2 separate regions of the Homo sapiens genome follow, and region 2 is linked to region 1. Evidence: read pairs that join two places in POLR2A ChIA-PET (ENCODE). Cell type or tissue: endothelial cell of umbilical vein. All regions are shown on one strand.

Region 1 (5,000 bases):
AATAGGATGTCCTTTTTTGATAATTGAATCATTTTTATGTGCAAAGTTAGATTTCCATTTTTTTTTTTTTTGCTGGTTAAAATAATGTAACATACATTAAAAATTTTACATATTCGAGTTTCTTTGTAATGTGATAAATAACACTTGTCCTGAAACGATGAACATTTCTCTCTGAGGGAAGTACTGAGTTTATTCTAAAGAGCAAATAAAGGCTGGCTTATAGCCAACTGTCATTCCTTAGTATCTTTAAATTCCCCAGAATCTTCTAATATACACATTCCACCTCCTACGTTGTTTGAAAGTAACTGACCAAGACACATTTTTTTCTTAAATAGCACGTTTCCCTTTAAAGTTTTGTGTGAATTGAGTTTTATAAATCCATTTAAGAAAATGATTAGGAGAGCTAAAGAAGAGTTTTAATAAATCTTTAGGTTTTTGTTTATAACACTACATTTCACTGAGTATTTTTGATTTGTTCTTTACACTGACACTGAGGTAGGCGGCTTTTCACAGATGAAGAAATAGGCTTACAGAGGCCAGATTCTAACATGGAGGTCAGATAGCTACTGAATAGTGGAGCCAGGTCTTCTGGTTTCCAATAAAAGTCCTTCCATTATCCTGTACAAATTAAAAAAATCTTTTTTTTTTTTTTTTTTTTCTTTTTTTTTTTTTTTTTTTTTGAGGCAGGTTCTCACTCTGTCGCCCAGGCTGGAGTGCAGTGGTCTGATCACAGCTCACTGCAGCCTCGACCTCCCAGGCTCAAACCATCTTCCTGCCTCAGCCTCCTGGGTAGCTGGGACCACAGATGTGTGCCACCACACTAGATTAACCTCTATTTTTGATACAGATGATGTCCCCCTATGTTGCCCAGGCTGGTCTCAAACTCCTGGGTTCAAGTGATCTTCCTGCCTCGGCCTCCCAGATTGCTGGGATTACAGGCATGAACCACTGTCCGTGGCCTAAAAGGATCTTTTATTTTTATATTTTTATTTTTAATTTTTTTGAGATGGAGTTTCACTCTTGTCATCCAGGCTGGAGTGCAATGGCATGATCACGGCTCACTGCAACCTCTGCCTCCCAGGTTCAAGTGATTCTCCTGCCTCATCCTTCCAAGTAGCTGGAATTACAGGCACCCATCACCAAGCCCAGCTAACTTTTGTATTTTTAGTAGGGATGGGGTTTCACCACATTGGCCAGGCTGGTTTTGAACTCCTGACCTCAGGTGATCCACCCGTCTCGACTTCCCAAAATGCTAGAATTACAGACATGAGCCACCCCGCCCGGCCAATTTTTTTTTTTTTTTTTTAAATAAAGATGAAGTCTCACTGTGTTGCCCAAGCTGGTCTCAAACTCCTGGGCTCAAGCGATGCTTCTGCTCTGGCCTCCCACAGTGCTGGGATTACAGGTGTGAGCCACCATGCCCAGCCAAAACCAATTGTTAAACAAGAAAAATATTTTTAAAACATCAGAGTGGAAAAGATTCTTAAACAAGATCCTCAATTCATAAATGAATAAGAGTACACCAAAATTAAATAGTTTTGTTCAAAGAAAGATAGAATAGACCATGTTAACACATGGGTAACAGACTGGAAAGAAATACAACATATAAAAGCAATAAAGGGATAAATAGCTACAAAGAACTTCTGCAGGCCGAGCACAGTGGCTCACGCCTGTAATCCCAACACTTTGAGAGGCCGAGGCAGGTGGATCACCTGAGGTCAGGAGTTTGAGAGCAGCCTGGCCAACATGGTGAAACCCCATTCTACTAAAAATACAAAAATTAGCCCTGCATGGTGGCGGGCACCTGTAATCCCAGCTACTCAGGAGGCTGATGCATGAGAATCGCTTGAACCAGGGAGGCGGAGGTTGCAGTGAACCGAGATCGCGCCGCTGCACTCCAGCCTGGGCAACAGAGTGAGACTGTCTCAAAAAAAAAACTTCTGATAATCAGCAAGATAAAACAGGAAACCCTAAAGGAAAATAGTCAAAGGCTATGAGTAGGAATTTTCTTAAAGAGATTCTCAATCTCACCAGAAGATCACTTGAGGTCAGGAGTTTGAGACCAGCCTGGAACATGGTGAAACGCTGTCTACTAAAAATACAAAAATTAGCTGGGTGGGGTGGTGGGTGTCTGTAATCCTAGCTACTCCCGACGCTGATTCATGAGAATGCTTGAGCCTGGGAGGCAGAGGTTGCAGTGAGTCAAGATGGCACCATCACACTCCAGCCTGGGTGACAGAGCAAGACTCCCTCTCAAAACAAATGTAAATAAATACATATATATACTGTTTTTATCTTTCACACTTCTAACCTAATTAAGGTTTATTTTTTATAAGTTGTATATAGTAGAGACATAATTTATTTTCTCTTCCATGAAGCAAGCCATTTTTCCATTTTCACTAAATGACCATTTCCCCTAGGATTTGTCATGCCACCCCCAGGTGATTCAGCTATCGTGCATACTCCATTCTTTTTTTTTTTTTTTTCCAAACAGAGTCTTGCTCTGTCACCCAAGCTGGAGTGCAGTGGCATGATCTCGGCTCACTGCAATCTCCGCCTCCCAGGTTTAAGCAATTTTCATGCCTCAGCTTCCCAAGCAGCTGGGACTACGGGCACGTGCCACCACGCCCGGCTAATTTTTGTATTTTTAGGAGAGACAGGGTTTCACCATGTTGGCAAGGCTGGTCTCGAACTCCTGACCTCAAGTGATCCTCCTGCCTTGGCCTCCCAAAGTGCTGGGATTATAGGTGTGAGCCACTGCTCCTAGCCCACATTCCGTTCTGTACCATTCCTGGCTCTGTGCCTTGACTCTCTCCATTCCCTTGCTCTTTCTCTATGCCCACTACCCAAAATACAGAAATTTAAAATTTTGTTGGCTGGATACTGTGTCTTTATATTGATAGGCAATTCTTTTCTCTTTTCTTTTTCAATTATTTATATAATTCTTATACATATAATAATATAGATAATTCTTTTTCGATTATATTAGCTAGTGTGTAGAGGTTTATTTATTCATTTATTTGTCAAATTGTTGCAAAAAAATCTTGATAGGATCTTTATTAGTATTGCACCACATTTATAGATTAACTTTGGAGGACTGAACAATTCTACAATGACAAATTGTCCCAACCAAGAGCATGATATTAATATCCATTTATGCAGAAGTTATCTTCTCCTTATTTATATATTTTTCTCTTTAATTTATTTGAATTTTTTTGAAGTAGTACGTGCGCATAGTACATGCAAACAGTAAAAAGGGATATCAATAAAATAAATATAGTTCTGCCCCTGACCTCAGCCCCCGCAGCTTCTCTTCCCAGAGGAAGAGCCAGTTTCTTCCCAAAAGAAGCCAGAGATTTGCTGCGCATATGCAGGCGTTTATGGATGTTATAGGATGTTAGTTGGGACCCTTCCTGTCAAAATTTCAGTAGAGGCAATGAGTCTGTGTATGTTATTTCCAAATAAACCATCATGCAAAAACCTTAGCATAGGTGCATGCGTCTTTTTTTTATTTTTTATTTTGAAACAGAGTCTTGCTGTGTCACCCAGGCTGGAGTGCAGTGGTGCGATCTCGGCTCACTGCAACCTCCACCTCCTGGGTTCAAGTGATTCTCCTGCCTCAGCCTCCCACGTAGTTGGGCTTACAGGCCTGTGCCACCTTGCCCAGCTAGTTTTTGTATTTTTTTAAAAGAAGTCATAAACAGCATTTATTACCTTGGTATATCATACTGGTCTTCTTGCTGTTCCTTCACATTTAAGTGGCTTTCCATCTTTCCTGCCTCCTCCCACAGCCTGGTTACACAGTGCATGCCTGAACTGTTAGCCCTCAGCAGCAATATGCTTATTCCATCCACATCCCTAACCTCATGCATTCACAAGGTGAAAGTTCTGGTCCACAAACCCTTCCCTACAGGAAGTTCAATGGTTGCGAAAGAATCTGTAGTAAACCAGGCCTCCCAGGACGGCGAGCTCCAGTAAGATGATGATGGAAAACAGCAGCTTGTTGGTTGTCACTTTTCTGGACATTGAACGGAGAATCTTTCGACTTTTGCTCAAGTTTTCAGTTGTGTTTATCAGTCTACTCTTGGTGCGTTCTAAATGGTCTCGTTGTTCCCCCAGCTCTTCTATGGTTTCTGAGCCAATCTGGTCAGTCTCCGTGGCAATCTGATGAGAACGTTCAATACTTTGGGTGGCCCGGTTCAGGTTTTCAGGACCTTGCAGAAGCATTGCCCTTTGAGACTGTAGCCGATTCATATGCTCATTCTCTACAGCATATATGTCATATTTCATGTCTCCTCGCCCTCCTGGTGTGGCTGTCAAAGGCGTGCTTCTCACCTCCCGATGGAGTTTGGCAAGGTCCTTCCGGTAGTTTCGAAGCTTAGACGTCATGGTGTTATGGAAAGACAGGGGTGCATAACGTAGCTCCTCCTCCATCCCTGCCAGCATTTCATTTGCTTCCTGTTGCTTTTCATCAAAATCCCTGATCGACTTATTCTCTTCGGTCCCCGCCGTCCCCAGCAGCTGCTCGGGCACCCCTTGTAGGTCTTCGTGGAGGCCGCGGAAGATTTCGTGCAGCTTCTTGAAACGCTCGGAGGAGGCGGCGGAGGTGGCCATGGCGCAGGCCGCGCTCCAGCAGCGGCCACCAAGATTCGGGGCGCTGGGCCCTCTCCTAGCCCAGCGGTCAGCCGCCCAGCCCCGTGGCTATCACAGCGACCGCCGCGCCACCGCTGCCCAGGACGAGGCTCTTCTGGGGCGCTATTTTTTTGTATTTTTAGTAGAGACGGGGTTTCACCATGTTGGTCAGGCTGGTCTCGAACTCCTGACCTCAAGTTATCTGCGTACTCCGGCCTCCTAAAATGCTAGGATTACAGGCATTGAGAGGTGACAGCGTGCTGGCAAGTCCTCACAATCCTCGCTTGCTCTCGGCGCCTCCTCTGCCTGGGCTCCCACTTTGGCGGCACTTGAGGAGCCCTTCAGCCCACCACTGCACTGTGGGAGCC
Region 2 (5,000 bases), 1.2 Mb before region 1:
CAGTTTCAGTCTTCCTGACAGCAGGATTTCTTCAAGCGGTTTTAAACTTGAATCTGATTCTGCAAAGTAGTCATCCTTGGTGGGAGTGCTGAGGCTTTAAAGTCATCTGTAATTTTTATAAAAAGGCATCCGAGATCCTCCATTTTACACTTATATCATACAAATCATTTAGATCTGTGAAGGCTTTCCCATTTTCTCCTTTTGTCCTTCCAAAAACACCATCTTAGGACTTCACCTGGCACAGGGAAGACAGATCGTTTGCACATACTAAGTGCCCTTCTTTCTAACTTGTGTCATAAACTCAGAGGCTTTGAATAGTGGAGAGTGCTCTGTACTGTCTTCCTGGTCACGTGGCCCTTGCCAGAGGAAAGGAAAGGATGGTTTGTTTGTATAGTACAATGGAACTTATTTCAATGTATTCTGTATTTGATTTTACATTCCTGTTCTCATATTTTTACCTTAATTACATAACAAATATTAAAAGATTGACTTCACCAGGCCCAGTTACAATCGCCAGTTTGATAATTCTTATACGTACTCAAATGAATTCAGAGACCAGATGGGAAAAGATTTTGATAAAACCTCTGGTACATCACAACTGAAGTCTTTTCTTGTCCAAACTATTGTGAAACAGATGTTCTTTCTGTTTCATTTGCTAAATCTGGAAACGTGACTGCTTTTGAGACTTTGTCCTCTCTGACAGGTAATAAATATAATCCTGATATTTTTCAAGTTGTTTGACAGAAGTGTAATCTCCCCAGAAGTCCTGCTGGACAGGCTTCACTTTTCCTTTGGAGGAACACAGAGATACAGGGAATATGTTTTAATGACATATACCTAACGCTGAACATGAAACCAGTTATTTTACTTTTATTATTATTATTTTTAGAAACAGCCTTGCTGTGTCACCCAAGCTCAAGTGCAGTGGTGCGATCATAGCTCACTGCAGCCTCCAATTCCTATGCTCAAGTAATCCTCTTGCCTCAGCCTCCTGAGTAGCTGGGACTACAGGTGTGTGCCACCATGCCAGGCTACTTGTTTTTACTTTGTTATAGAGATGGGGTCTCTCTGTGTTGCCCAGACTGGTCTTGAACACATGATCTCAACCATTCCTCCCACCTTGGCCTCCCAAAGTGCTGGGATTACAGGCGCGAGCCACTGTGTCTGGCCTATTTCACTTTAGAAGTAAATTGAATGCCACATGCGAAGTTTGTTAAATTTTTTTAAAAAAGGAAAGAAAACACAAAAGTAAACTACCTAGTCGCATCAGAAATGCCATAGTCATTTTTGCCATTTTTTCATTCATTAGAATTCAGTGCATTATGTTATTTTGTTATCTCTGCAGTAACTTTCTATCATGTTATTTATTTTCTTTGTCTTATTTAAAGCTTCTGAGATTATGGATTTTTGTTTCCTTCCCTGAAGTTAAGTGTTATCATTCCTATATAGTACTAAGCTGTCTACAGAATAGTGGGAGTCTGCCCTCTTGAGTTGGGAAGATCCTAGTTTGAATCTTGGCTGTGCGACTTTAAAGTTCATTAACTTCTCTTAGCCTCAGTCACCTGAACTCTGCAGTGGGGATCCTTATGCCTCAGAGTGTCATTGGGAGGACTCACGAAAATACGCTTGTACTTTGAGTTCAGTACCTAGCCTGTATGAGCCAGCATTAAGAGGGACAGTCATCACGCAGCGCTTTGCACACAGCTCTCACGCCACATCCTTTGGCTACTGTTTTGGTAAATCTTTACTAGTAAATGTTTCTTAAAAGCATTTACATTCATGGACATGATTCAGAAACTAACAGTTGTTTTTTAGGTCTCACTTTGAGATTTAAAAACCCTTAGGGCAGAGACCAGATTTTATTTCTTACCTCAGAGTTTCCCTGTAGGACAGGAACCAGCAACAGCCTAATGAGCTGATTAAGAATTTTAGAGATTTAAAATTTAAATTAGGATTGCCAGTTTTAGAGACTGGCACATAAATGTTTTCATTTAAGGCAGTGACTGTTTCCTTTAGGATATGATTTTTTATCTTTCTAAGATGAGATCACCATCCTCAGAATAATTTGTACCCCGCTGGGCACTAGCTAATGGAGGTGATGTCATGCTAAGCAGCACTTCAGTGAGTTTTGCGGGAACCAAAGCTCTGCTCCCAGGAGTGTGGATTTGGTGCTTTCATGTGGAAAAAGCGGATGATGACAAGTAGAGAGCAAATGTGCGCATGTCTGATGCTGTAAGGATTTCCTTTACCATCATATAAATTTTTAAAGTATATCAAAATAAACTGATAACTGAGAAAATATATGTTGTTCAGATACTAATAATGAAGTTAATGAAGTCCACTATAGTATTTGTCCCTGAGAAATCTTTATCAAATATTTTAAATCCTATTGTAAAATAATGTATTTTTTCTTTCAGTTTTAGAGACTGGCAATCCTAATTTAACATCTCCTTTTGAATTCCCCACCACAGGCACACTTTCACACATTCACTCTTTAATAACAGGTTGTTTCAAATTGTTAATACTTTATAGCTTAATATAGAAATTTCACTTTAGAAATTAATTTTTATTTCTCTGCCTTAATGCTATAGATGTTGTAGTCTGCTTTACTTCAGTATTGTAATGAGTAGTTGGCTAACCACCATGTAAATAGGGAGAACATTCTAGTTTTTTACTTGTGTAGGAAAACACAGCTTGAAATGTCTAAGTATCTATTTTAGAGTGAAGTAAATTTATACTGACAATATTTTTTTGTGTTTGAAGACCTGACTGTTACAGCGTTGGTGGCAAGTGTTAAGGGATCCAGGAACTAGACAAGTGATTCTGAGACCTGAGTTCCAGGTTTCTAAGTAATATCAGTTGGTCTACTGAGAACTTTGCCATAAACATATGTGTTCAGAAATTTCCTTTCTTAGCAGCAGCATCCTGAATTGAACAGAATTACACACACATCAGCCCAGTAAGAAACAATTCATGTTAAGTCCATTGCTATGCCAGGATAAATCTTTTAAATCACAATTATTTTTCCTATTTATATTTTGTCAAATAAGAATGTTCTAAAAACCAAAATTTCTGTTTTCTTTTTTTTTTTTTTTTTTTTTTGAGACGGAGTCTCACTCTGTCGCCCAGGCTGGAGTGCAGTGGCGCGATCTCGGCTCACGGCAAGCTCCACCTCCCGGGTTCACGCCATTCTCCTGCCTCAGCCTCCTGAGTAGCTGGGACTACAGGCACCCACCACCACGCCTGGCTAATTTTTTATATTTTTAGTAGAGACGGGGTTTCACCGTGTTAGCCAGGATGGTCTTGATCTCCCGAACTTGTGATCCGCCCGCCTCGGCCTCCCAAAGTGCTGGGATTACAGGCAAAATTTCTGTTTTCATTTAAGGCAGTGACTATTTCCCTTAGGATGTGATTTTTTTATCCTTCTAAGATGAGATCACCATCCTCAGAATAATTTGTACCCTGCTGGGCACTAGCTAATGGAGGTGATGTCATGCTAAGCAGCACTTCAGTGAGTTTTGCGGGAACCAAAGCTCTGCTCCCAGGAGTGTGGATTTGGTGCTTTCATGTGGAAAAAGCGGATGATGACAAGTAGAGAGCAAATGTGCGCATGTCTGATGCTGTAAGGATTTCATCTACCATCATATAAATTTTTAGAAGTATATCAAAATAAACTGATAACTGAGGCAATGTATGTTGTTCAGATACTAATAATGAAGTTAATGAAGTCCACTATAGTATTTGTATAGTATTTGTATATTACAGTACTCTGAAAAGCTGGTCACTATTTAAAGTTTCCATTACCAGTCACAAGGAGAGAATAATTTTATCCCACAATTTTATTGCTGGCAAAAGACACAAGTTTATTAAAAGTCAGTATTTCAGTGTAAGAGTTACTAGACTGTTTGCAGAAGTGTTCAAAAGAGATCTTTAGGTCCTTGGTTGTCTGTGGAAGCTGATCAGCATTTAGGGGTTCCTGAGCACAGACTGTGAACCCTGCATTTGGCACATGCATTCAGAGAGCCAATTTGAGGCAGACTGGGGGCTAGAAAGGATACTGCCAGGAGCTCCAGGTTCAGCTTCCGAAGTTATTAAGTCTTATTTCCCAGTTTTTAAATTAGACTTCATTTTTTAGAGCAGTTTTAGGTTCAAACCAAAATTGAGAAGAACGTACAGAGACATCCTGTATCCCACCTGCCCCCCAACACGTGCGTAGTCTCCCCCATTATCAACATCCTGCACCAGAGTAGTACATTCTTACAAAGGAACCTACACTGACACGTCATCATCACCCAAACGCCATCGTTCACAATCAAGTTCACTCTTGGTGCTGTTTATCCTATGGTTTTGGACAAATTTACAAGGACTTGTATCCACCATTATATTGTCACACTGAGTAGTTTCACTGCCTTAAAAAGTCTCCGTGCGGGCCGGGCACGGTGGCTCACGCCTGTAATCCCAGCACTTTGGGAGGCCAAGGCGGGCAGATCACGAGGTTAGGAGTTCGAGACCAGCCTGGCCAACATGGTGAAACCCCGTCTCTACTAAAAATACAAAAATTAGCCTGGCATGGTGGCATGCGCCTGTAATCCCAGCTACTCAGGAGGCTGAGGCAGGAGAATCGCTTGAAACCTAAAGGCGGAGGTTGCAGTGAGCCGAGACCACGCCACTGCACTCCAGCCTGAGCAAGGAGCGAAATTCCATCTCAAAACAAAAAAAAAAAAAAAAAAAAATTCTCTGTGCTGTCTCCCTCCCTCCTAGCCACTGGCAACCACTGATCTTTTTACTGTCTCCATAGTTTTGCCTTTTCCAGATTGTCAGATAGTTGGAATCATGCGGTATATATGGCCTTTTCAAACTGGCTTCTTTCACTTAGTAATAATGCATTTAAAGTGTTCATGGCTTGCTAGCTCATTTCTTTTTAGTGCTCAGTAATATTCTGTTCTCTGGATATACCACGGTTTATTTATTCATTCACCGACTGAAGGACATCTTAGTTG

The links. Peaks named below come from ENCODE experiments on the same cell type or tissue, not always from the same donor. Only the 100,000 strongest peaks of a DNase experiment are listed, where the experiment ranks them.
Region 2: POLR2A ChIA-PET joins it to region 1 with 11 read pairs; 2 of 35 experiments call an interaction of 5 or more read pairs at or near these places.

Annotation. Positions count from the first base shown.
Region 1 is chr4:183,483,104-183,488,103 of GRCh38, reverse strand. It overlaps the pseudogene VTI1BP2. Among named protein-coding and RNA genes, the nearest start is that of ING2-DT, 19 kb to the left of the region's middle. RefSeq lists an enhancer at 4,652-5,000. In endothelial cell of umbilical vein, no CTCF peak of the experiment used is centred here; no DNase peak of the experiment used is centred here.
Region 2 is chr4:184,641,763-184,646,762 of GRCh38, reverse strand. The region is part of intron 2 of CASP3 (caspase 3); the gene reads left to right. Among named protein-coding and RNA genes, the nearest start is that of CASP3, 5.2 kb to the left of the region's middle. RefSeq lists enhancers at 1,767-2,398, 2,700-3,277, 3,278-3,856. In endothelial cell of umbilical vein, no CTCF peak of the experiment used is centred here; a DNase peak (open chromatin) is centred at 2,012; H3K27ac peaks cover 4,079 bases.